Linked DNA regions of Mus musculus: regions 2 and 3 are each linked to region 1. The links are chromatin loops, found by intact Hi-C in ENCODE. Cell type or tissue: heart. All regions are shown on one strand. Region 1 holds the start of Nfs1 (nitrogen fixation gene 1 (S. cerevisiae)). Region 2 overlaps Cep250 (centrosomal protein 250). Region 3 holds the start of 6430550D23Rik (RIKEN cDNA 6430550D23 gene).

Region 1 (8,000 bases):
CTGCACTAAGGAGGTTAAGTTTGAGGCCAAGAGTTTGAGGCCAGTCTGGGATACACAGGAAGTTCCAAGCCATCTTAGATAAAAGCGAAAAGCGGGGGGCTGGAGAGACGGCTGAGTAAGTTAAGAGCACTTGCTGCTCTTGCGGAGGACCCAGTTTCAGTTCCCAGCACCCACATGGTAGCTCACAGCCATCTTTAATTTCTAGTTCCAAGGGATCTGACAGCCTCTTCTGGCCTCTACCAGCATCACACATGTACATGGTGCCTGTGTGCATGCGCATCCGCACTCACACTAAACATCCATATGCATAATTATTTTTAATGGCAGGTTTTGTTTTTAAACAATGTTCTCTGCACTTATTTATATACTTTGGGGTGGAGGCCGTTCCTGCCACAGCAGGTTTATGCAGAGGACACTTCTGAGGCTTTCATTTCATCAGGAATCTGCGCTCGCTGACCCCGAAGGTCCTTGCCTCCAGTTGCTTTTTGATCTATCAATAAAGTTGCCAGTAACCAATGGTTGAGCAGAGAGCGGGACACTGAGAGTTGTGGGGAGAGAGGAGAAGGGTGCACAGTAGCACAGTAGTGGAGAGAAGCTAAAGGTAACTAATGGATATGCGGCCACTTTACCGACTGGGCCTAGGGTAGCAGGGGAGGATTTAGGAGTACACACTCACTGAGCTTTCCAAGGCATTTTAAGAATAACTGGGGCTGGTGAGATGGCTCAGTGGGCAAGAGCACCCGACTGCTCTTCCGAAGGTCCAGAGTTCAAATCCCAGCAACCACATGGTGGCTCACAACCATCTGTAACGAGAGATCTGACTCCCTCTTCTGTAGTGTCTGAAGACAGCTACAATGTACTTACATATAATAAATAAATAAATCTTAAAAAAAAAAGAATAACTGATGTGTGTATGTTTTCTCTTATTTATTTATTTATTTATTTATTTATTTATTTATTTATTTATTTATTTACTAAGACAGGGTTTCTCTGTGTGGCCTTGGCTGTCCTGGAACTCACTCTGTAGACCAGGCTGGCCTCAAACTCAGAAATCCGCCTGCCTCTGCCTCCCAGGTGCTGGGATTAAAGGCATGCGCTACCATCACCTGGCTCTTTTTTAAAAAGATTTATTTATTTATTTTAAATATGTGAGTACACTGTTGCTCTCTTCAGACACACCAGAATTGGGCATTGGACCCCATTACAGACAGTTGTGAGCCACCATGTTGTTGCTGAGAACTGAACTCAGGACCTCTGGAAGAGAAGTCAGTGCTCTTAACGGCTGAGCCAACTCTCCAGCTCGTGGTGTGTGTGGTTTCCTATTCCTGGATGTGAGATAGGTTCTGGGCCGTGTACACAGGTGTAACCAGCCAAGAACATAAAGTGGTGTAGACAAAACTACACATACCACGGAGATTTAAGGGATCAAATTCAAGTCATTGTGTTAAGGTACCCATGGACATGTCCCATTGACCCGCGAAATGCATTTTTAAAAATGTATTTATTGAACTCTTTCCACATGTGTTTTGAGTTATGCACAAGTGTTAACCTTACGAGCACTGCCTCATTTAATTTCCCCAATAATCTTATACAGCATGAACTATTTCACTTTCCACTTGGTAGATGAGGAGTTCAAGGCTTAGAGAAATGAGCGGATTTGTCAGAGGTCACCTAGGGAAGCTGGGAACTAATTAAACACTTAGTGTCAAATTCCAGAGCTACTACCTGAGTCTCTTCTAGAAAAACAGCTATTTCCATCTGTAAGAAAGAAATAGGTCACATAGACCACTGACTGGAACTCCTCACAGTCCTTCGTGCTAACCTGGCGAGCACGTTCCATGGCTGCCTCGCTCTCCCAGCCATATGCATGAGTCCGAGAATGAGGGTTCCCATAGTAGTTGACAAGGTATGGGAGCATGGCATCAAGCACTCTGGGATCCTGAACAGAAGAAAACAGAGCCCAAAGTCAATTCAGAACCTGCTCGAGCCACCATTACCTGCCAACCTTGCTCAGTGCATTTCCAACCTTTCAGATACTCTCTGCTTTCTTCCACTTCTCAGACACTAATCAAATAGCAACCTGATATATGCCCACTTCAAACTGCAATGTTCTGCAATTCCCACAAGTCTTTCTTTAATTTTTTCATTTACTTATTGAAAGATAAGGTCTTATGTAGTTGAATCTGACCTCATATTTATAAGCCTGCCAGGTTGCCCACTTCAAACTGCAATGTTCTGCAATTCCCACAAGTCTTTCTTTAATTTTTTCATTTACTTATTGAAAGATAAGGTCTTATGTAGTTGAATCTGACCTCATATTTATAAGCCTGCCAGGTGTGCTGATACACACTTTTCTTTTCTTTTTTCTTTTTGGGTTTTTTGAGACAGGGTTTCTCTGTATAGCCCTGGCTGTCCTGGAACTCACTTTGTAGACCAGGCTGGCCTTGAACTCGGAAATCTGCCAGCCTCTGCCCCCGCCCCCCATGCTGGGATTAAAGGCATGTGCCACCAATGCCTGGCACATTTAACAAACAAACAAACAAACAAACAAAAGTTTGAGGGGGCTGGAGAGATGGCTCAGCAGTTAAAGAGCACTGACTGCTCTCCCAGAGGTCCCGAGTTCAATTCCCAGCAACCACATGGTGGCTCACAACCATCTGTAATGGAATCTGATGCCCTCTTCTGGAGTGTCTGAGCATAGCTACAGTGTCCTTGTGTATATATAAAATTAAAAACAAAACAAAATAACAACATAGGTTTGAAACTCCCTATGTGGCTTAGGCTGGTCTTAAGCTCACTCAAACTACCCATGCCACACTGTCCAGCTCCAACACCCGAGCAATTACTATTAGTTATAATGCCTGTACTGGAAGGATCTGACAGGGTCAGTAGCTAAAAAACAGTAAAGCCTTTTCTACTAAACTAACATCTTAGCCTCCTGATTCCTGGCAGCTCCTTTTCCTAGCACATTTAATAGTTCTCAAGTCGGATGAATTTTAGCCTGTCGGTGAAATTTGTCCTTCTAACCTTTCCTCCCTACAAAGAACCTCTGTTAGTCCTTACCAGAGGAGTGGTGGCCTGTACGTCCATGTAGAGAGGTCGCAGCACTGCCTCTGCCTCTGAGTGAACAGGCGAATGGGGGCCATGATCTACAACTAACAACAGATAGCAGTGGCAAAGTGAGAAACCGTGGACGAAGGGCACACAAAACAACAGATGGTCAAAGCTTCTTTGAGGTGAATTTAAGGAAGGCGGAGGTCCAGTGTCAAAGTAAACAAACAACAACACGCGCTGAAAGACATCGAGTTAAGTAATAGACACAGGGTTCTTGGAAAGGGCGCGGGCAGCAGCAGTCGGGGGCAATGTTTAAACTACATAGCACCGAGTGGGACGAGCTGTAAAAAGCAAAGCCATTTAGAAGAAAAGTGAAAAGCGCAGGTTCCTTCAAAGGTTCACGGCAGGAGGAAGCTCATCTAGCATCTTTAAGACTTGGTCAGGAGAGAACTGAAGGATGAGAATTCCGCTCAAGGGAAGTGCGGAGCAGTATGTAAGGGCCCTCCCGAAAACAAATAGGAGACCGGGCGACGGGAAGGTTTAAGAGACTGGGCGATGGAACAAGGCGGGTAGGATCCGCAATAATGCAGTGCTTAGCAGCACCGACCCAAGGGGGTTCGCTCCTCCAGAAACCGTGGGAACGAAAAGGAAAGGGAACGTACCGCGCAGGCGCAGTCCCCGGGTGGGCACCGAGGACCTTCCCAGGGCCAAGGAGGTAGCCGCCAACGACGCCCGCCTCCAAGCGGCTCGCAGCAGCATGTTCCCAGCCACAGAGCCCACCATCCGCGGCGCTTGCAAGTCCTCAGCCCATGCTCCCGGAAGTAACTGCGCTGTGCTCCGGAAGCGATCCCACGGACCGCGAGCGCCCTCCGCCTAGCATTCGGAGTGAGACGTCGAGCTGAGCGATCGCAGCGGAGAACGAGGTGAGGTGGGGCCCGACAGTGGCCTGCGTCGCGCGTGCGGGGTCCTCCATCGCGAGGGTGGTGGAGGCGTGCCGCGGGCTGGCTTCTGACCCGGGTGCTATGTGACCCTGCTGTGCGTCCCCTGGCCGACGCCACGGCTGGTGACCAGGCCCTCACTGTCCTAGCACTCTCGCCGCAGATGCCGGTGGCCGTGGGTCCCTACGGGCAGTCCCAGCCCAGCTGCTTCGACCGCGTGAAGATGGGCTTCGTCATGGGTTGCGCAGTGGGTATGGCGGCCGGGGCGCTGTTCGGCACCTTCTCCTGTCTCAGGTGAGCCTCGCGGACAGAACTTCCTGCCTTCCGAGGGCTCCAGAGCCCACTCAGACGAGGTTGAAAGCACAGGATTTACGGATCTGAGTTCTAAAGTCAAAATGGCTTTCTGACTCCTTTGTTAGTTCAGTGTTATTGAGTTTAGTGGAGTACTGGACACTTACCTCCACTTTTGTAAGAGCCAATCATATTAGTATGATTTACATTATCTGGCACGTCGTAATTACTTAGCGAAGGGTTATTATTGTTGCATGGCGTTTTAACTCCCAACTGCATGTAATGAAGCAAGCCTGATGAGAATTAGGTGTAGTGAAATATTCTACCTCTGAGATAAACTGCTATCACATTTGGATACTGTGCTTATAAATTACTATTTACCCAGCACTAGTTTAATTGTAGTGCTAAGTACTGTAGTTAACCACCGAGCATTAGCTGTGAGCACCTTAAATCCACCAGCACTCTGGACGGAGTGGCAGATTCCTGAGTTCGATACTAGCCTGGTATATAAATGTGAGTTCCAGACAGCCAGGGCTGTTACACAGAGAAACCGTCTCAAAATAAATAATAATAATAATAAATAATAAATTAAAAAGTGTAGTTACCGAGTCTGTAATGTCCATTTTACACTTTATGCAGTTTATAAATTGCAGCGCTTGACTCAATCTAGGTTAAACAAAACAAAACACTAAGGAATTATCTAGAAGAAAACTGGCTACTCAATGATAAAATACCATAGAGGCACAAACACGACTGCTTTCTTGCCCATGTACTTCATTATCTCTGCATCTACAAACTAATGCAGCATTCAGCACAGGTCCTAGAGACCCTAGATAGATATTTTCCTTGTCATTGCTAATCCTATGTGGGGAAGAGTAGCATTTTAAGAATGACAAATGAGATTGTCAAGCTGTTAGTGCTTAATATATTCAACAGATTTTAAAGGGGGGTACTTAGTTCAAATCTCTATTCCTGTAATTGTATTCCCAAATTGCTTTCTTGGTTTCCTCCTCAGGATCGGAATGCGGGGTCGGGAGCTAATGGGCGGCATTGGGAAAACCATGATGCAGAGTGGCGGCACGTTTGGCACTTTCATGGCCATTGGAATGGGCATACGATGCTAATTAGGGCTAGGATGCCCTGCAATACCTAAACTTCCCCATCCATTTCGACCCTTGTACAATAATAAAGTTGTTTTCTTCTCGTTATATCAGTCTATTTTTACCTAGTATTTATCCTAGACCCAAAGGTTTGGTAGTCCCAGTACCCATCTCAATGGTGACCCAAAATTGTTTCATTCTAACTATGATCTGTCTTCTGGAGACAAATAACCAAATCTCTACCCAGGCTTGTTGATACACACACTTTATCCAAACACTCTGAAGATGGAGACTCGTCGTTAAACCTGTCCAGCATACCAATTAAATAAACTTTAGTTGCTTACTAACAGGTATCCTGTTAACAGCACATTGTATGAGATTGTCTAGTTCAGAAAAACATCACCAGCCTCAGCATTGAACATTTTAATTATCTAGGTTGCTAACAAAATTCCTTACAGGAATTTTTGTTACCTTACCCCTGTGATGGCCAAGAATACAAACCTGATTAGCCTTGGTGAGTTTTTCTGGTTGATCTTCAGAATGTCATTAGGTAATAACAACTGACAATTCAAAACGCTTTACTGAACATCTTATTCAAGAAACAATTTTGTTATTTTTCTCTTGATACATCTAGGATGTAAGATATATTGGTTGGCAAGCTTTAGACACCCAAGTAGGTCATACTTTATTTTTTTTGAATTCATAATTAAGTTCCCTTGTTCCAATCCACAGCCTCCTACAGTTGCTATCTGCTAAAAGGCTAAATAATTCATTACAATGCATATTGTGCCAATTGATTGAAAGACGGGGCAGTACTTGGCTTCACTTCGTAGCACCTGTTGTACAAACTATAAGCTCACTTCCAGAGGACCTCCACAAGTACCAAGCATGTATGTGGTATACATATATCCAGGAACAATGTTTATAGACATTGTTCATAAAGAAAACATTGAAATTGTTTTTTAAACATAGGGATATTAGAAACAAGAAGGAGCTGAGTTTGAGGACATCCTCCTGGTTTGTGACCAGCTTTTAACAGTCAAGACTTTAGGAAACCTCGGTGTCAAAAGAAAAGAGAAGAATGAGGTAGTGAAGACTTCAGCATTTTAAGGAGTAACTGGGGACCAGGAAGTAGTTTGAGGTGCTATTTTTGTCGAGTTAGGAATGGTAGTGCTTATGTATTTTTTTGTGACTTTGTAAACTATAGAGCTAAAGACAATGATAAACACGTAGAGAAGGATGAGAGCATTTTCAAGGGGCAACTTGTTTTCTTCAGTGGAGAGGACATACTTGGTAGTAGTGGTATTAGACAACCAACAGTGATGTCTATCACTAAGAATGAAATAAGCTTAGTCTAGGCATGTATGCTGACACACACAGCTCCCCTTTCCGAGCAGCCCAGAGGTTAGGAGAGTAACATATTCAGTCTTTGGTAGATCTGAGGCATGTAATGCTGAAACACTAACTTGAAAAAAAGAAGGAAAGAAACCCAAAGGATATTGTGATAGCCTTTGCTTAAGTTTGTAACATGAAAACATTTGAAAAACGAAAATTTTCTTGTGGCCTTTTTCAGAGAATTTTATTTGAGTGGTTCTTACAAAGATTGTTGCAATATGAAAGTCATTTGTTTGATAGAAATATCAAGCTGTCTTGTCAAACACACTGAAGTAACCCAAAAATATATTTCAGAGCTCACAGAGCTTAAAAAGAGCAAAGATTATATGCAACCAGACAAAACCTTTTTCTGCATTTCCCATCTCTTGCCCAAGACTGCTTACTCAATCTGTTACGTCAGCCACCTTGAGGAAATGCAGGGATCATTTTGTTTGGAATCTCAAGACACACTAAAACATACAGTATTTACAAAGAAACTTTTACAGAGACATTAATTGAAAAAATTACCATCGAGAAATATTATTTTGAAATCCCATTCTTGCCAAATAATCAAGATCAAATGCCAAGCAGCCATACAGCCACTTAGACTTTTCACACACTAAATGTGGATTCTGGAAACCTTTGCTGAACCATGAGCCAAATACATGAATGTGAATTGTAACTGCTGTGTAAAAAGTTAGGTTTCTGAAACATTAAAACGTGACCTGTCTGCCTTTATACAGAAAGCACATTTGTTCCCCTAGAGCTATTCTATAGATCCTTAATGTCATTTTCTACATGGACATTTAAAACAGCAGAACAAGAGAACAGCTTTGCATAAAGTAGGATTTGCTAGTTAGGGATAATGAGCACACTGCATTCCTGTTAACATTTTTATTTTTCAAGGTAACAGGAGTTGTATACAAATGACAGTAGACCCTTGCCTCTTTATTTTATCTAAATAAAAGATAACTCAAGATGAATTCTCAAGAGAAAAAAAAGCTATATACATAAGGGACTGTATCTTCCTTCATCGTCTACTTGGAACCAGTAGTTGTGTTGCTGTCATAGAATCAGGAAAGAGGTTGTGGTAAGTTGGAAGAGGTACATACGCTGCTGTTATCATTTTACCTGTTGACAAAAAGAAAAAAGTTGGGTAAGCAGTTTTTACTCAATGTTAATCACTTGGTGTTTCAACATAAAGTCTTCGTAGCAGTTACTCACCAGCAAACCATCTGCCATG
Region 2 (8,000 bases), 180 kb before region 1:
TGTGTGTGTGTGTGTGTGTGTATAGTCTCAGTAGTTGGAAGGCAGAAACTGGAGGATCACAAATTCTAGGTCAGCCTGAGCCACCAGAACAAGACACTGTCTGAAACAAACAAGCCAACAATCACAAACCAGTCTTTGTACCAGAGGGACTTACATTTTGGTTAGTTGTTGTACATAATAATTAGAGAAATATAGACTTGGTAAGGAGAACACACATGTGGGTATACACATGTGGCACAGGTGGGTAAGTATGGTGGTACTTCACATTGTCCAACTTACTAAGAAGGTGACATTTGGTCAGGAGCCTGGTTAGGGAGTGAATCATGTGGATAACATGAGTGTGGTTCTTGCAGGGCTCAGCACACAGGAGGGTGGCTAGCTGTGCAGGTGGAGGTGTGTGAGCAACTGGGAGATGAGAAAGAAACAGGAGTAATTCATTTGGATGAGATGGGTCAGCTAGATACTCTGGGCAAGTATAAAGATTCTCTTTAACTCTAGTTGGTTGGTACCTAGGGTATGTGTGTGTTTCATTTTTTGAGACTGGGTCTCTATATGTAGCCCAGGCTGTCTTCAGGTCTACTATGTAGCCCTGGGGAGAATCTAATTTGTAGCAGTCCTTCTGCCTCAGCCTCACAAATGCCTGATTTTAGGCTTGTCCTGCTCTGCCTGGCTGTTTATGTTTGGTTTTGTTTGTTTTGATTTTGAGTGCATATGTGAGTACCAGCATAGGGTGCAGTTCTCAGGCAGAGGTTAGAGGATGACTTCCACGGGGCATTCTCTCCTTGAACTCTGGGTTCTGTGGGTTGACCTCGGGTTGTCAGGATGGCAGCTAGCACTTCTACTCCTGAAGCACCTCAGCAGTCCTGGTTTGTATTTTACAAGGATGCTCTAACTGTTCTAATGAGAACAAAACAAAACAAAACAAAATAACAGAATTTAGGAGGTATCAGTAGCGCCTGGGAGGAGCTTTGGCAGCAATTGAGTTGTGTTGCTGAACATGAGTTATTCCAAGTTTAGTATTAAACAGCAGTTGTTTATTATTTCACGCATTCACCATGGGGGAGAAGTGTGGGGCGGATCAGCGGTGTTGCTGGCTTAGCAGGCTCAGACAAGGCTGACCCTGATCTGAACCTTTCCACCAGGGGCTAGAAGAGCTGTTCCCAACAGGGCTGTTGGCAGAAGGCCCTGATGCTTTCTCCTGGGCCTCCTCAGGTACTTGTGTGTCCTCAAGACAGAGCAGGTATTTCTCCAGAGAGGTTGATCAGAAAAATCGAACAAGCAACAAGCCATAGCACCTTCTGTGACCTTGTTTCAAAGGGCATTTCTTTCTTTCTTTTTTTTAAAGATTTTATTTATTTTATGAATATGAGTACACTGTAGCTGTCTTCAGACACACCAGAAGAAGACATTGGATCCCATTACAGATGGCTGTGAGCCACCATGTGGTTGCTGGGATTTGAACTCAGGACCTCTGGAAGAGCAGTTGGTGCCCTTAACTGCTAAGCCATCTCTCCAGCCCCAGAAGGCATTTCTACTTAAACAGTTTTAAAGATTTATTTATTTTATGTGTATGGATGTTTTGCCTGCATGTGTGTTTGTTACACATTTCTGCCCTCAGCCATCAGAAAAGGGTGTCAGAGCCCTTGGAACTGGAGTTACAGGTGGTTTTGAGCTACCATCTAGGGGCTGAGAACCAAACACTGGTCCTCTGCAAGAGCAGCAAGTTCTCTTAACTTCTAAGACCACTGTCTAGCCTTAGTCATTTCTACTTTATTCCATCCTACACTCAAAAAGAAAAAAATTCAATTTTCTTTCTTTTTTTTTTTAAAGACAGAATTTCATGTTACTACTATGTAACTGAAAATGACTTTCAACTCTTGATCCTCTGAGTTGATCTCCTGAGTGGCCAAACTTCAGGCCTGTGTCACCATGAGCAACTTAGGCTCAGTTTAATCTTTTGGTGGTGGTGGTGGTTGTGGTTTGGAGGGGTTTTGTTCTTTTCTTGTTGTTGTTGTTGTTGTTTTATTTCTATGGCATGTGTGTGCAAGGGTGTATTCATGTTCACTGTGGAGGGAGAGGTTGACTGGGTGTCTCCCTCGATCTCTTCATCTTATGTGTCTAATCAGGGTCTTGAACTTAAACCCAGAACTCAACAATTTGACTAGTGGAGATTGTTACCTGTTACCTAGAGAATAAATATGTAGACGAGGTCTTGGTCTTTAGATGCTGGAGAGGTAGGAGATTTCTGGTCATCACCTTATGGGTTAGTAGGTGGCCTGGTTCCTTCCTCAGAAGAGCCTGAAATGCATGTTTGCATATGTATTCTTTCAGTCACGAATGTTGGCATCTATTTTTGAATTATTAACGTTTTTCTGGGATGGTGGCACATGCTTGTAATCACAACACTAGGGAGGTAGAGGTAGGAGAATCGGGAGTTCAAATTCATCCTTAGCCACATTGCAAGTTCCATGACAGTCAGGGCTGTATGAAACCCCATCTCAAAAAAAGAAGAGCTGGCGAGATGGCTCAGCGGATAAAAAAAGAAAGACTATGTTCATTTTGGCCTCTTACACACCAAGTATATACATGATGTATGTACATAGATACTGGCAAAACACTCGTATATATAAAAATAAATAAATATTGAAAAAGAAAGTTCTGAGGAGTCCTGTAATAAAGAAAACCTAATTAACCTATTTACTTCATTCAGCCCAGATTCACTCCACTTAAATGTCTGTTGAGTAAATCTGAGAAATCTAACCTTTTCACTTTTATTTTATATTTTGGTCTCTAGCTCAAGAGGAGGTCTAAGACACGTAGGACAATGGTTAGACACCCTCCTGCAACCAGCCTCTAGCTACACAGGAGCTGCGGATTTGTTCTGTGGTGCGCCCATGGAGACAGGGAGCCCCGGGTTGAACATGAAGCCCCAGTCCTTGCAGCTGGTGCTGGAGGGGCAGGTGCTGGCGCTGCAGCAGCAGATGGCCGAGAATCAGGCTGCCTCCTGGCGGAAACTGAAGAACTCCCAAGAGGCCCAGAAGAGACAAGCAACCCTCGTGAGGAAGCTGCAGGCCAAGGTGAGGTAGACAGCCCTGTGGGGAAGGGGAAAAGAAGCCTCCCCAAGAGTTGGGCGCTAGGGTGGGATAGGGCTGGAGGAGGGAAAGCCCGTGTAGTACCAAACATCCTGGTGAGGATGGCCCAGACATTCCAACTCTCAACCATAGCCTCTCCTTGACAGTCACAGCTCCTCCTGTCTCTGTCTCCCACCCTGCTGTAGGAGTGCTGGACAGTAACACACACCACCCCTTCTGGCTTTACCTGGGTTCTGGGGACCTGAATTCAGATCTTCATGCTTCCACAGCAAGTGCTTCCCTGCTGAGCTGTCTCCCAGAAAGTATTATTTAAACACCCAGAAAGAAACTCTTTTTTTCCTCTATTCCTTCCTTCCTTCCTTCCTTCCTTCCTTCCTTCCTTCCTTCCTTCCTTCCTTCTTTCCTTCCTTCCTTCATTTATTTACATTTCAAGTGTTATCTCCTTACCCGGTTTCCCCCGCTCCCTGAAACCCCCTACCCTATTCCTCCTCCCCCTGCTTCTATGAGGGTGTTCCTCCACCCACCCACCCACCCACTCCCGCAGACAGAAACTCTTAAGTCGCTGTGGCCTCACTTCACCATCACCACCCGCTTCCCACCTTCACAGCAAGTTTGTCCAAGATTCTTGGAGCCTGTGGGCTATGCAGTTTCTATGAGCTGTGGCTGAGCCTGCTCTCTTTGCTGTTTGTGTGAGCTGTGGCTGAGTTCAGGCCTGCTCTCTTTGCCTCAGGTTTTACAGTACCGGAGCTGGTGTCAAGACCTGGAGAAGCGACTAGAAGCCACTGGGGTGAGTGAGATTCAGTTCTGGACTTCCCCTGTGCCCCCAAAATATACTTTTTGAGCTTTATATACTGCCAAATAACTGGGGCTATATAGGATGTTTGGTAAGAGTCCTTTTGTGTTCAGCTCCTAAGAGCTCTGTCAATCTGATCTTCTAGAGATCCTTGGCCTGAGAGATTCCAACCCATGGCTTTCCGTGGATGCAGTATGTGGATGGAATTAGAGAGAAAATTCATGTTCATCCAGCAGGTGTCAGTGTTTGTATGTCAGGAAAACACAGGTCTACAGGCAAGCCTGCAGCAGAGCAATGTGTTTATTTGTTGCCTGGTAGGACTGGCTTTGAAAGACCCTTTGTCAAGTTCTTTGTTCCAGCTCCCCTAAGCATCTTCTCATTCCCCTCAGACAAGTTTGAGGGAGAAAGAAAAAACCAGAATATTGAGCCCCTTCCCTGCAGGCCAGGGCACCCCTAGGCGTCTTACACTGTTCACTTTGCTGCAAACTCCTGGAAAGGAATGACAGTCACCGTCATTTTGTAGCTTGGAGACGATGAGTGACTTCCCAATTAGTATAACAGACGTTAAGGCCCCTAGTGAAAGATGCAGCTTCCATTCCACTGGTTAGATGCCCAACGGCCAAACTGCTTCCAAGAGAGAACAAAAAAAAAAAAAAAAAAAGCAAGTGGCTACTGTGAAAGGAAGCATGAGGGGATTGTCCTAGGGGAAGCTCATCTGCAGCATTATAAGGCCTGTCTCTGACTCCCAAGGGGCTGATCCCTCAGCGCTGGGAGAGTGTAGAAGAGCCCAACCTGGAACAGTTGCTGATCCGATTGGAGGAGGAGCAGCAGAGGTGATGGGCCTAACTTTCCTGATCTGAGTGGTTATCCAGTGGGTGGAAAGGTTGATGGGAAACTTCTGTTCCAAGAGTGAACATGTGGGTGGGAAACTGGCTGGGCATGGTGGTTCCTGTGTGTAACCTAAGGCAGGCAGAAAGCAGAAGGGAAAGGGGGAGCTGGGAGGGAGGGGGCCTCATGGGAATCTTGTGTCCCAAGTGCAAACAAGACTTCAGTCCTCCAATTCCTGGCAATGGAAAATTCCGCTCCCTGTCTTTCTCCCAAGAGGAGGACCAGACCTTCATTTTGCACTTGCTTTTGCCTGGTGCAGGTGTGAGAGTCTAGTGGAGGTGAACACCGAGCTTCGGCTGCACATGGAGAAAGCCGATGTGGTGAATAAAGCCTTGCAGGAGGACGTGGAAAAACTGACAGTGGACTGGAGTCGGGCCCGAGATGAGTTAGTGAGGAAGGAGAGCCAGTGGCGGATGGAGCAGGAGGTAGGAGAACAAGAGTGGAGTATGCACACTGTTCCAGGTAGCACCAGAAGGGGTTAACTTGGACCTGGGTGGAAACTGAGCTGTCATTGCTCCCGCCTCTGACTAGCTCTGCCCAAGCTGACAGCTGTCCCCTGTTTCAGTTCTCTTCCTAGTTCTGCCTAGTCTAGGCTTTGTTGGCAGGTAGCATAAGGCTCAACTCTTGCATAAGTGACTAGCTTAGGTTTCAAATGGATCTGAACATTTAATCTGTCTTTGTCTGGAGGTCTGCATAGCTAGACCCCAAGCAGGTAGCTGCTGGATTGAATGGAGGAGAAAAAATGGCTAATGGGCCCTGGGAAATGTTCATATCAGAGCTATAGAAAGCAAATGTTCCCTGAACCTTTGCTGGGTTCTGGGTCTGGGTGACTTGCATGTATTAGGCCACCCAGTTCTGTCTGTGGTAATAGCTCCATTTGTAAGCAGCCACTGCATACCCTTTTCTGATGTAGCCAAGTGGAAGGCCACTTTTCATCCAGGGCCCCCTGACCTCTTGAATCTCATGACCAACTTTATTAAACTCTTCAGTATAACCTGAATAGACTTCTATCCATAAGCTATCGCCTTGAAATCCTTCCTCCCTTCACCCCTCTCCCAGCAGCCATGAGGAATCCAAGACTCTTGTGTTGGTGCAAGGTCCCTGCCCTTGGGTATGACTTGGGTTTCTGAACACACAGTTCTTCAAGGGCTATTTGAGAGGTGAACACGGTCGTCTTCTCAATCTATGGCGAGAGGTGGTAACCTTCCGACGTCACTTCCTGAAAATGAAGTCAGCTACTGACAGGTCAGTGTGGTGATAAGGAGAGAGGTTTGCCTCTGCTGATTCCTAACTTAAGGCAGCAGGCTCTGTAGAAGAGGAATGGGGGTTAGTGGCTGGGAGGGAGATCTGCCGTTACTGGAGAGATGATGTTCTCAGACCTGCCCCTTAGACACCTTGGGTTTTGTGGCCAAGCTCTCTTCCTTGGTTCCTTGGAGTCTTCGATCTTCCTTCCTGTGCTCAGAGACCTGACAGAGCTAAAGGCTGAACACGCAAGGCTTTCAGGGTCCCTGCTGACCTGCTGTCTGCGCCTGACCCTGAGAGCACAGTCTCGGGAGTCCAGTGGATCTGGGAGAACAGAGGAGAGTGAGCCAGCCCGGCTGCTGCTGCTCGTCGCTAAGACCCAGGCGCTGGAGAAGGAAGCCCATGAGAAGAGCCAGGAGTTAATGCAGCTCAAGAGTCACGGGGATCTAGAGAAGGCAGAGCTGCAGGACCGGTGAGGTGACGCGTGGGCCCAGGGAGATCCACTGAGGGGAAGCTCGCTTCCTTAGGGGATTGTGGTGGGCGAAAAGATGTCAAAAACACCTTCACCCTGAGAGGGACAGGAAATGAGCCATCTGAGTCCAGTGTCTCAGCTGGGGTCTGTCACGTCCTCTGGCTACCTTGCAACCAGTCTCTGTCCTGCTGGTTTGTGATGTCAGCAGTCTCCTTGTGGCCATACTCTTCCACAGTCCTGTCTTCCTGTATGCCAGCCTTAGCCTGGAATGCCTCCCTCCTTCCCCCTATGCTTGGCCCTTTAAAGTTGAGTTTCCATGTCACCTCTTGGTGACATCTCTGACTTCAGTAGCTTATAGTCCTATGAGTTTTTCTGACCTGCTCCTTATAGCACATTGTATGTCTTTAATAACTTGGTTTCTTCTTATCTGTCCTCTTTGGGGTGGCACATTAGGCTTATTTGTTTTTGCTGTGCTGGGGATTTAACTCAGGCCTTTGCATATACTGATCAGACATTCTACCATTGAGCTATACCCCTACCTTGGCTCTTAATTTTTGGATTATAATGAAATAGGATTTCTTTAAATGTTAAGAGGGAAGACATGAACAGAGTCCCACTGATTATCAGGGCAGAGTCTTTATCATGGCTCGGGCTCTCTGCCTATGAGCGGTCTACATAAGTTGGACTATTTTGTTTTCTTTTTGCTTTTGAAGACATTAAGAACGAAGATCATATCTTAGTAAGTTTGTGTCTCTATAGTACTTTGAAGTTTATCTCATAATGTTAAATATCTCTAATAAAATTAAGTGAAAGATAATACAGTGATTTGGGCCCCTAGACGTGATTCTTAATAAAATTATTAAGTCTTAAATTTTTCTTTTAGCCAGGTGCAGTAGTCATTGCTTTTAATCCTAATTCTTTGGAGTTATGGGCAGGTAGATCTCTGTAAATTCAACTTCAGCCTGGTCTACAAAGCAAGTTCCAGGCCAGGGAAGGCTATGTAGTGCGATCTTGCCTCAAAAGTAAATAAGTAAATGAGGGAATGAATGACTGAACAAATACTAAGGAAAGAGAGACTCATGGGTAGCATTCATTTAAGAAGCACTTGTCGCCGGGCATGGTGGCGCACGCCTTTAATCCTAGCACTCAGGAGGCAGAGGCAGGCATATTTCTGAGTTCGAGGCCATCCTAGTCTAAAAAGTGAGTTTCAGGACAGCCAGGGCTACACAGAGAAACCCTGTCTCGAAAAACAAAAACAAAAACAAAAACAAACAAACAAAAAGAAGCACTTGTCAGGCAGGTGTCACGGCTCAAGCCTATAGGCCTAGTACTCAGCAAGAGAACTAAGACCTAGTACTCCTGCTTAGGAGCAGGAGGATTTCTAGTTCAAGGTCATTGAGGACTACATAGAGAATTTTAGACAAGCTTGGCACTCATGGTCCTATGCTGCCCCAAAAGATCAAAAACGGGAAAGCAGAAAGCAAGCCATGTGTGCAGTGCTGGGCACAAAGCT
Region 3 (8,000 bases), 140 kb before region 1:
AAAGAGGATCTCTGCGAATTCAAAGCCAGCCTGATCTACAGAGTGAGTTCCAGGATAGCCAGGCCTACACAGAGAAACTTTTGTCTCAAAATAAGGGGGCTGGGGGCTGCAAGTTGAGACAAAAGGTGGCTAGAGAGCTAAAGTGCTGGAGAACTGCATAAGGGCTAGAGAGATGCTCATTGGTTAGGAGCTTGTGTTGCTCTTGCAGAGAACATGCGTTTGGTTCTATACCCACATGATGGCTCAGAGCCATCTGTAACTCCATATTCAAGGAATCCAGCCCCTCTTCTGACCCCTGAGGGCAGCAGACATGAACATGATGCACATGCATACATGCAGGCAAAATACTCATGCACATAAAATAAAATAAGCTTTGTAAACATGAAGGGCAGAATAGAACAGAGGAAGGCAAGGAGGAATGAGTATAGACACACAACTCTGGCCTCTGTGCTGAGGATATGAATGGGTTTGTGCTGACCATGCAGACCAGACTCTGGCCACTCACCCTGGTTATCCAGCTAGTTGCCTGAGTCCTTGCTCAGAGCAGATCAGAGCCACAACCTTCTTACCTCATCTTTACTATCTTGCGCATCTAGGGAATCAGACCATCTTCCAAAATCTATGGAAGAATTGGAGATGGTGAAATTCTAGAAAGTTCCTGTGACCCAAGAAAATCCCTCAGGGTCCTTCACCTGTTGTGAGAAATATTAAAAATGAACTGGCACGATCCCGCGTTTGTGCCTCTGTCCCAGCAGCCTGGCCGGCCATCCATGCACTGGCAGGCAATGGCAGTTTTGTTTTTATCCCTTGGAGACTCTGACTCAGAACTCCACCTAGCTCTCTAGGTTCCCACTGGCGAGTCATTACCATGCCAGCCCCATGCTTCGAAGCCCCCACAGCTTTTGTGGTGCCCCCACACTTTGCCACCGTACTCTCTGGAACCCAGTTGAATTGTCTCGAGAAGAAAAACACCACACAAACTTAGCTCAGAAATGGTAACTCAATCTCTGGGCACAACAACTAAAACCCAATCTTTTAAGCCGTATTAAATCTGATTCTTCTGTTGGTGAATCCTGACAGATCCACCATGATACCAGGAAACTTTTCAGCTACATCCTACCCTTCTGCTATCCCCGTTCCAAAAGCAGCCCAGACTTCCCAGCATTCCTCCCACCTCCCCAGGGAAAACTCCCTGTCCCCCCACTCTGAGAATGTCTAACACATCTCCATTACCGTGTCACTTGGGGCACCAGATCAGCAAGCTGCAATAACCAGTACTGCCCCCAGAAACCCTGGTGACTGGCATTCCTGGGACAGATGAAGGGTCCTGCTGTTTGGCTCCTCATCTCTGCCTCGGAGCTGTGGTTGGAGGCCTGATTCGTCCTTGGAACAAAGGCAGAAACTGACTGAATCTGGGACAAGACCAACCTGGACCCTACTACCTTCCCAGTACCCACCTGAAAGCCATGTAGAATAATTGGTTGATATTGCTGAAGCCAGAATTCCCCAGCATGGCACAGGACACACAGTGGAAATCAAAATGGTGCAGGAGGGAATTGGGAGTCACTCCAGATGGCTTCTTCCACACTGTCCCATGCTCGCTCACTGAGTTCATGCCCTGGTAACAGCACAAAGACAAGGTGGGGATTCTGGCACCAACCATCAGTTCTGGGGAGCAGGAGGAGAGACCATGGGCCGAGGTTGGGGAGGGGAAAGGTAAGCAGTAGCCAAGAGAAAGGGTTTGGACCAGAGGATGGGGGACTGGGCCTGGGGAGTGAAGCCAATAGCACAGGTCTGGGTGCTAACAACTGACCAGCCACCAGAGAGCTTTTGTCCTCCAGTATCCCATGAACTTCTCATAACATGCTTCCCCAGCTGTGTGGTGGCAGGTGGAACAGTTGGGGCTTTTTGAAGGGCAGCCACGCTTTCCAAATTTGAAGCAGAACCAGTTACATTGCTGTGGTACCATGTATGTCCATCCCTGCTGGGGTGCCAATTCATGTGTCAGGTACAGGCAGGGAGCAATCATCCACAAGACAAGCCCCCAGAAGACCCAGCAGTGCTCCATGTCTGCCCAGGCAGTGGCTCATGTGGCAGGGAACAGACTGGCTTCTTCACCTGAAAGGACATGGGGGCTGAGGCCACGGACAGCACGAGACAGCATGAGCATCCCCTCATGCTGGCCTCCACAGCTCCCCAGCCTTCCCTTCAGCTCCAATGTACCCCTCCTGTCCATTTTCTCACCCCCAGGGAGGATTCTGACTGGGCCTAGTGAAGATGCTAGCACAGAGTGTCCTGAGTGCTCCCTGCAGAAAGACTGGCTGTCAGCGCCACTCATTATATCAGAGTCCACACTGTGACCACTGTCCTGTACCCTACAGGGGACAGTCATCAGGCTCTTTAGTACTGAAAGTGAGAGCCCAGGGCCACAGTGTCCTCATCTCTCTTCAATTAGGTATCTGAGATTGCTGACCTGAACCTGTGTAGTTTCCCCCAGAAGCCAAGCATTCCAAGATGGTTCTGCCTGCCAGCGACCCCACCATCCCCCGCTGCCATGGTTTCACTGTGATCCTCCAGAATTCTTACTCTCTCCCCTAAATTCTTTTAAATCAACACAGAGTATTGGATATTGTCATGACCCTTTCTCTTATTTATTTTTTTCTAGATTTATGTTATGACAGCTCTCTACAGCCCCTAATATATATTTATATAACAGACTATGATAAAGGAAGCAACTGGAAAGAGCTTTCTAAATTGTGTCAGATTTACTTAGTGTATCTGTGCATGTGTGTGTGGGCATTCAGGCCATGGTTCATGTATGTGGTAGTCATAGAACCACCATGTGGGTTCTAGGAATTGTCCAGCTTAGTCACCAAGTTACCTCAATAGCCCTCAAGAATGTTTTCATTTACTCAAAATAGCCAGATAAAAACAAAAGCAAGATCCTTAACAACTCTCCCTGCAAAACCACTAGGCTAAACTTCTTTTCCATTAGAATGGTTATTTTTTACATGAGTAATTAAACAAGACCCAGATCTGATATATATATATACATAAATTCATATAAAAACAAAAACAGATGGGCAGTGGTGGCACATGCCTTTAATTACAGCACTTGGAAGGCAGAGGCAGGGAGATCCCATAAGTTCAAGGCCAGCCTGGTCTACAGAACAAGTTCCAGGACAACCAGGGCTATACAGAGAAATCCTGTCTTGGTCAAAACAAAACAAAACAGTGTACTTCATCTTGAGATAAGAATGATAAGTCCATCTCTATTTGTTAAAAACCAATTTCCAGCCTGATATGGTGGTGTAGCCTTTACCCTCAGCACTTAGGAGGCAGCAGCAGGTAGATCCCTGTGAGTTTGAGACCAGCCTGGTCTACATATGGAGTTCTAGGCCAGCCAGGGCTACTCCCAGTTCCCAGAAATGATAATTAACTTAAAAGCAGTTAGAAGGGTCAGTGAGATGATTTGCTGGCGAAAGCCCTTGCCACCCCAGCTGATGACCTGAGTTTGATCCTGCAGCTTGAAGAGGTTTGTCTTGACCCGGAAGGTCTGCAGCTTGTTTACAGCCGTCCCCATGAAGTTGCTGAGAGCTGGGGGTGTCATTCTGGTGCTATGGTGTGCATCAGCTACCAGGCTCCCTATACAGAGCTCCCACACAAGCTGGTAAGTATGGTCTGCCTGTATGTATACATGTGCACCGTGTGCATGCAGTACCCATAAAGGCCAGAAGAGGGCTCAGATTTTGCAGAACTGGAGTTTCTGATGGTTGGGGGCCACCTGATGGGTTCTGGGGAATGATCCTCTGAAAGGACAGCCATACGCTTAACTTTTGAGTCATCTCTCAAGCCCTTGCACACATCTTTTTTTTTTTTTTCTTTCTTTCTTTGAGACAGGGTTTCTCTGTGTAGCCCTGGCTGTCCTGGAACTCACTCTGTAGACCAGGCTGGCCTCAAACTCAGAAATCCACTTGCCTTTGCCTCTGCCTCTGCCTCCCAAATACTGGGAATAAAGGCGTGTGCCACCACGCCCGGCATGCACCCATCTTTTTAAAATGCAGGTTCTAAGGATTAATAGTTCTAAGGTCTTAAGAACAAATAGTTTTTATTCCATTTTTTTCTGGAGACCTGACAATTTACCCTTACAGAACTGATCCCTATATATGACCATATTTGACTCCAGTGTTTTGCCTCTGAGCAATCTCATGAACTCATGCATAAGTTATAACCACCTGGTACAATTTTTGTTTGGAATATTTTTATTTTTGTATGAGTGTTCTGTGTATATATATGTATATATATATATATATATATATATATATATATATGGTGCATGCCAGAAGAGGGCATCAGATCCCATTACAGATGGCTGTGAGCCACCATGTGGTTGCTGGGAGAAGGGGGCCTATGGAGGGTAACTAACTGGGCTTGTGTGTGTGATAGAAATACATTATGAATATGTATGAAGATTTCATAAACCCATTATCATGGATAATCAACATATCCTAACAAAAACATTTAAGGTCTAGATGTGGCAGCACATGCCTTTAATCTCAGCTTCTGCAAGGCAGAGGCAAGCAGAATTCAAGGCCAGCCCAGGCATAGTGAGACCCTATCTAAAATAAAATACAAAATAAAATCTTAAAAACTCTCTTTGGGTGAGCCGGGCGTGGTGGCGCACGCCTTTAATCCCAGCACTTGGGAGGCAGAGGCAGGCGAATTTCTGAGTTCGAAGCCAGCCTGGTCTACAGAGAAAAAAACAAAAACAAACAAACAAACAAAACAACAACAACAAAACCTCTTTAGGTTGACAGGAAATTGAATTCAACAGCATAAAATAGATTCCTAAAGTGGGATTTATTATCTGAAGCAAGAGTTCTACGTCAAGACCTTTAAGCTCAAGCATGGAGACTGAGCACAGCATGGTTGCTGGCTGCTCTTTCAGGGGACCCTGGTTCAGTTCCCAGCACACATTGGGTGACTCAGAACTGCCCATAAGTCCAGATTTCAGGGATCCAATGCCCCGTACTATCATCTGGTACACATAAACACATGTAGACACACATAAAAATAGTTAATAAATCTTCAAAACAGAAACCTCCCATGAGACGCTAAGAGGCTGAGGCAGGAGTCCAGGTGTTCCTGGTCAGCCAGAGCAGCAGAAAGACACTTTCTTAAAACAAAACTATTGAGCACTTTGTTTTAGTCTTTATAGCGGTATTAAGCTGTCTAGAGCTAATGGGTTACAACAGAAAGCAAATAAGGGTTTGTTTAATCTCCACTCCATAGCCTTGTCCTGGAGGGGTGGAATCAGCGAACGTCTTTATTTTATTTATTGACCCACACTGGGATTAGCACTTGGACGCTGTTTAAGAACCCAGGGTACTCTGAAGTCCAGAACTGGGTTCCACTATTGATCAGTTTAAGCTTGAAAAAAAAAGCAAAGTTAACACCCACTCTCTTTTAAAAATAACTTATAGATTATATTTACTTTTTTGTGAGTGTAGTCAAGGGCACGCCACGGCATTCATATGGAGGTCAGAGGACATTTTGCAAGAATCAGTTTTTTTCCACCATGTGGGTCCTGGGTATAGAACTCAGAATTGGCAGCAAATGCCTTCACCTTGCAAGCCAGTTAATACCCACTTCCCCCTGCAGAGATTCTCATGCCTTAACCGCATTGGAAACACCTTGGAGCCACTTTTGACTTTCTAATGAGGGAACCAATGATTTCCTTGGAACCGATTTCTTTCTTTCTTTTTTCTTTTGTAATTTTTCAAGCCAGGGTTTCTTTGCGTAACATCCCTGGCTGTCTTGGAACTCTCTTTGTAACCCAGGCTGAACTCGAACTCACAGACATCCGCTTGACTCTGTCTTCTGAGTGCTGGGATTAAAGAGTGCGCCCACCCCGGTTTGGAACCAATTCTAATTAACGCTGCGGTGGCTCTGGCGGGGTCAAGTTGGAAGCGCTGTCCTAAGAGATCCAAAGGTCCAAGGAGAGGCACTTACCACAGGTGCTGTCACTCCGCACCCAAGCACCGCCCTCTGTGCTCCCAGCCCGCCCCTCTCGGAGCACTGCCCAATCCGCGCGAGGAGGCGTGACAATGTCCACAAGCTAGACTGCCTTTGAGGAGGCAGGTGAGGGGGTGGAGCCCCACTTACGCACCGCTACGCCTGCGCAAGACAGCGAGGGGCGTGACCCCGGGTCCAGGCCGGAAGCGGGAGGCTGGAGGGGCGGGCCGGCTGGTGTCCCCTTTCCGGCCGGTCCCCATGGAGGCGCTGGGGAAGCTGAAGCAGTTCGATGCCTACCCTAAGACTCTGGAGGACTTCCGGGTCAAGACCTGCGGGGGTGCCACGGGTAGGTCTCGGCGCGGGCAGGGTTGCAAGGAGGGAGCTGTCCTCGCGTTCGGCCCGGGCTCCCGGACCCTCCGTGGCCTGCTAAGGGGCTGAGGGGTGGGATATAGGCCGTTCCAAATCTCGCTCTCGCCCTGCAGTGACCATCGTCAGTGGCCTTCTCATGCTCCTGCTTTTCCTATCGGAGTTGCAGTATTATCTCACTACGGAGGTGAGGGGCGTGGCCTAGAGCGTGGGCGGGGCCTGGCATTCTAAGGGCAGGACCCTTAAAGGTGGGAGAGGGGAGGAGAGGCGAGGAGAGGCATAGGGGCGAATCTGACTGAGGTAGACATGCTCTAGGTGCATCCTGAGCTCTACGTGGACAAGTCTCGGGGGGATAAACTGAAGATCAACATCGATGTTCTTTTCCCGCACATGCCTTGTGCCTGTGAGTACCCGATTGTGAGTGGGGAGTTGGACTCCTGGACGTAGGGTGGGCTTCCAGATTTACACCTCTGGCCTTAGATCCCAGAGTGAATGCCAGGCCATCCTCATTCCCCGAGTCCATTTCTTCCTCAAGATACATCTTTCCCATCAAAGCTCAGCTCTCCGGGTCCCTGGTGTCGTAGCGCCTTAGCTTGCCTCTCTGTTTCCAGACTTGAGCATCGATGCCATGGACGTGGCCGGGGAGCAGCAGCTGGATGTGGAACACAACCTGTTCAAGAAACGACTAGACAAGGATGGCGTCCCCGTGAGCTCAGAGGCTGAACGGCACGGTAACCAGGGGAGGGGGACAGGTCTCCGATCCTACAGCTGGACATGCCTGCCTTCCACACATGGGCCGTTGCAGGCTCAGTGACACCGTAGACAGAAGTCAGCTGGCTTGCTTAGGGTTCTACAACTATTAAAAATCAAGAGTCAGTTGAATCCATGCTTCTGGTATTGGAACATTGAGTAGAATACCTTAGGGGCTGGAGAGAGGGCCCAGTGGTTAAGAGCAAGACACTTTGCTCGGTTATCGTTTCTCAAGCTTGAACATGGGTCTTCCTTAGGTAAAGGAAGTTTGCTTGTCCACCTCATTGGCTAGAGTACTGTCCCCCGTTGCAGTGCGAGTATCCTAAGATTAAGAGCTTAAATTCTCGAGTAGAGTTGCCTGGGTTCGGATCTAGCATTGTCTTGCAGTTTGTGAGCATGATGCAGGGCTGGATGCAATACAGATGGGTCTCAGCTTACAACACTCTGACTTGGAGATGGTTTGAAAGCACGCCTGTACAACCATTCAGGTCTTCACTTTGCGTAGAGGACTCAGTCATTGGAGGTACTCGGTGCTTTGTTAGGAACTAGTCTTCATGTCAGATGGTTTGCCCAGCTGTTGGCTGGGTAAGTATTCTGAGAATGTTTAAGGCAGTATCAGTTAAGCTATAATGTTCTGTGTCTTAGATGTATTAAGTGCATTCTAAAATATGACATTTTACCATGGGAAACCTCATCCTGAGTTGGGGGAATCAGTAATATATAATCAGTACACAACCCATAAGTAATCTTTTTTTAAAGATTTTATTTATTGTTTTTTTGTTTGTTTGTTTGTTTGTTTGTTTGTATTTTCGAGACAGGGTTTTTCTGTGTAGCCCTGGCTGTCCTAGAACTCACTCTGTAGACCAGGC

What was found. Hi-C counts contacts between places; a loop is a spot of excess contacts. Peaks named below come from ENCODE experiments on the same cell type or tissue, not always from the same donor. Only the 100,000 strongest peaks of a DNase experiment are listed, where the experiment ranks them.
Region 2: a loop joins it to region 1, with 4 times the contacts of the local background. A loop is called at or near these places in 23 of 42 quality-filtered maps.
Region 3: it touches region 1 in a loop (1.8-fold over the local background); 5 of 42 quality-filtered maps call a loop at or near these places.

What each region holds. Positions count from the first base shown.
Region 1 is chr2:156,140,304-156,148,303 of GRCm38, forward strand. Nfs1 (nitrogen fixation gene 1 (S. cerevisiae)) reads right to left here and starts at 3,883. Exons shown (of 13, transcript NM_010911.2): 1 at 3,717-3,883; 2 at 3,064-3,155; 3 at 1,823-1,939. The coding sequence starts at 3,837. Romo1 (reactive oxygen species modulator 1) reads left to right here and starts at 3,850. Exons shown (of 3, transcript NM_001164216.1): 1 at 3,850-3,977; 2 at 4,156-4,286; 3 at 5,299-5,491. The coding sequence starts at 4,156. The coding sequence ends at 5,407. It overlaps Rbm39 (RNA binding motif protein 39), which reads right to left. Exons shown (of 17, transcript NM_001291114.1): 16 at 7,982-8,000; 17 at 6,936-7,888. The coding sequence ends at 7,788. In heart, CTCF peaks have their summits at 2,720 (motif pointing left) and 3,919; a DNase peak (open chromatin) is centred at 3,868; H3K4me3 peaks cover 2,600 bases; H3K27ac peaks cover 1,969 bases.
Region 2 is chr2:155,959,078-155,967,077 of GRCm38, forward strand. Cep250 (centrosomal protein 250) reads left to right here. Exons shown (of 33, transcript NM_001130000.1): 2 at 2,795-3,077; 3 at 3,823-3,879; 4 at 4,636-4,718; 5 at 5,033-5,198; 6 at 5,912-6,018; 7 at 6,236-6,487. The coding sequence starts at 2,895. Among named protein-coding and RNA genes, the nearest start is that of Cep250, 6.5 kb to the left of the region's middle. In heart, a CTCF peak has its summit at 4,119 (motif pointing right); no DNase peak of the experiment used is centred here.
Region 3 is chr2:156,001,868-156,009,867 of GRCm38, forward strand. 6430550D23Rik (RIKEN cDNA 6430550D23 gene) reads right to left here and starts at 2,560. Exons shown (of 6, transcript NM_001145351.1): 1 at 2,474-2,560; 2 at 1,814-2,118; 3 at 1,458-1,618; 4 at 1,234-1,383; 5 at 570-619. The coding sequence starts at 2,068. The coding sequence ends at 601. It overlaps Ergic3 (ERGIC and golgi 3), which reads left to right and starts at 6,161. Exons shown (of 13, transcript NM_025516.5): 1 at 6,161-6,361; 2 at 6,498-6,568; 3 at 6,697-6,784; 4 at 6,993-7,112. The coding sequence starts at 6,274. In heart, a CTCF peak has its summit at 3,725 (motif pointing right); DNase peaks (open chromatin) are centred at 6,134 and 7,124; H3K4me3 peaks cover 1,854 bases; H3K27ac peaks cover 1,522 bases.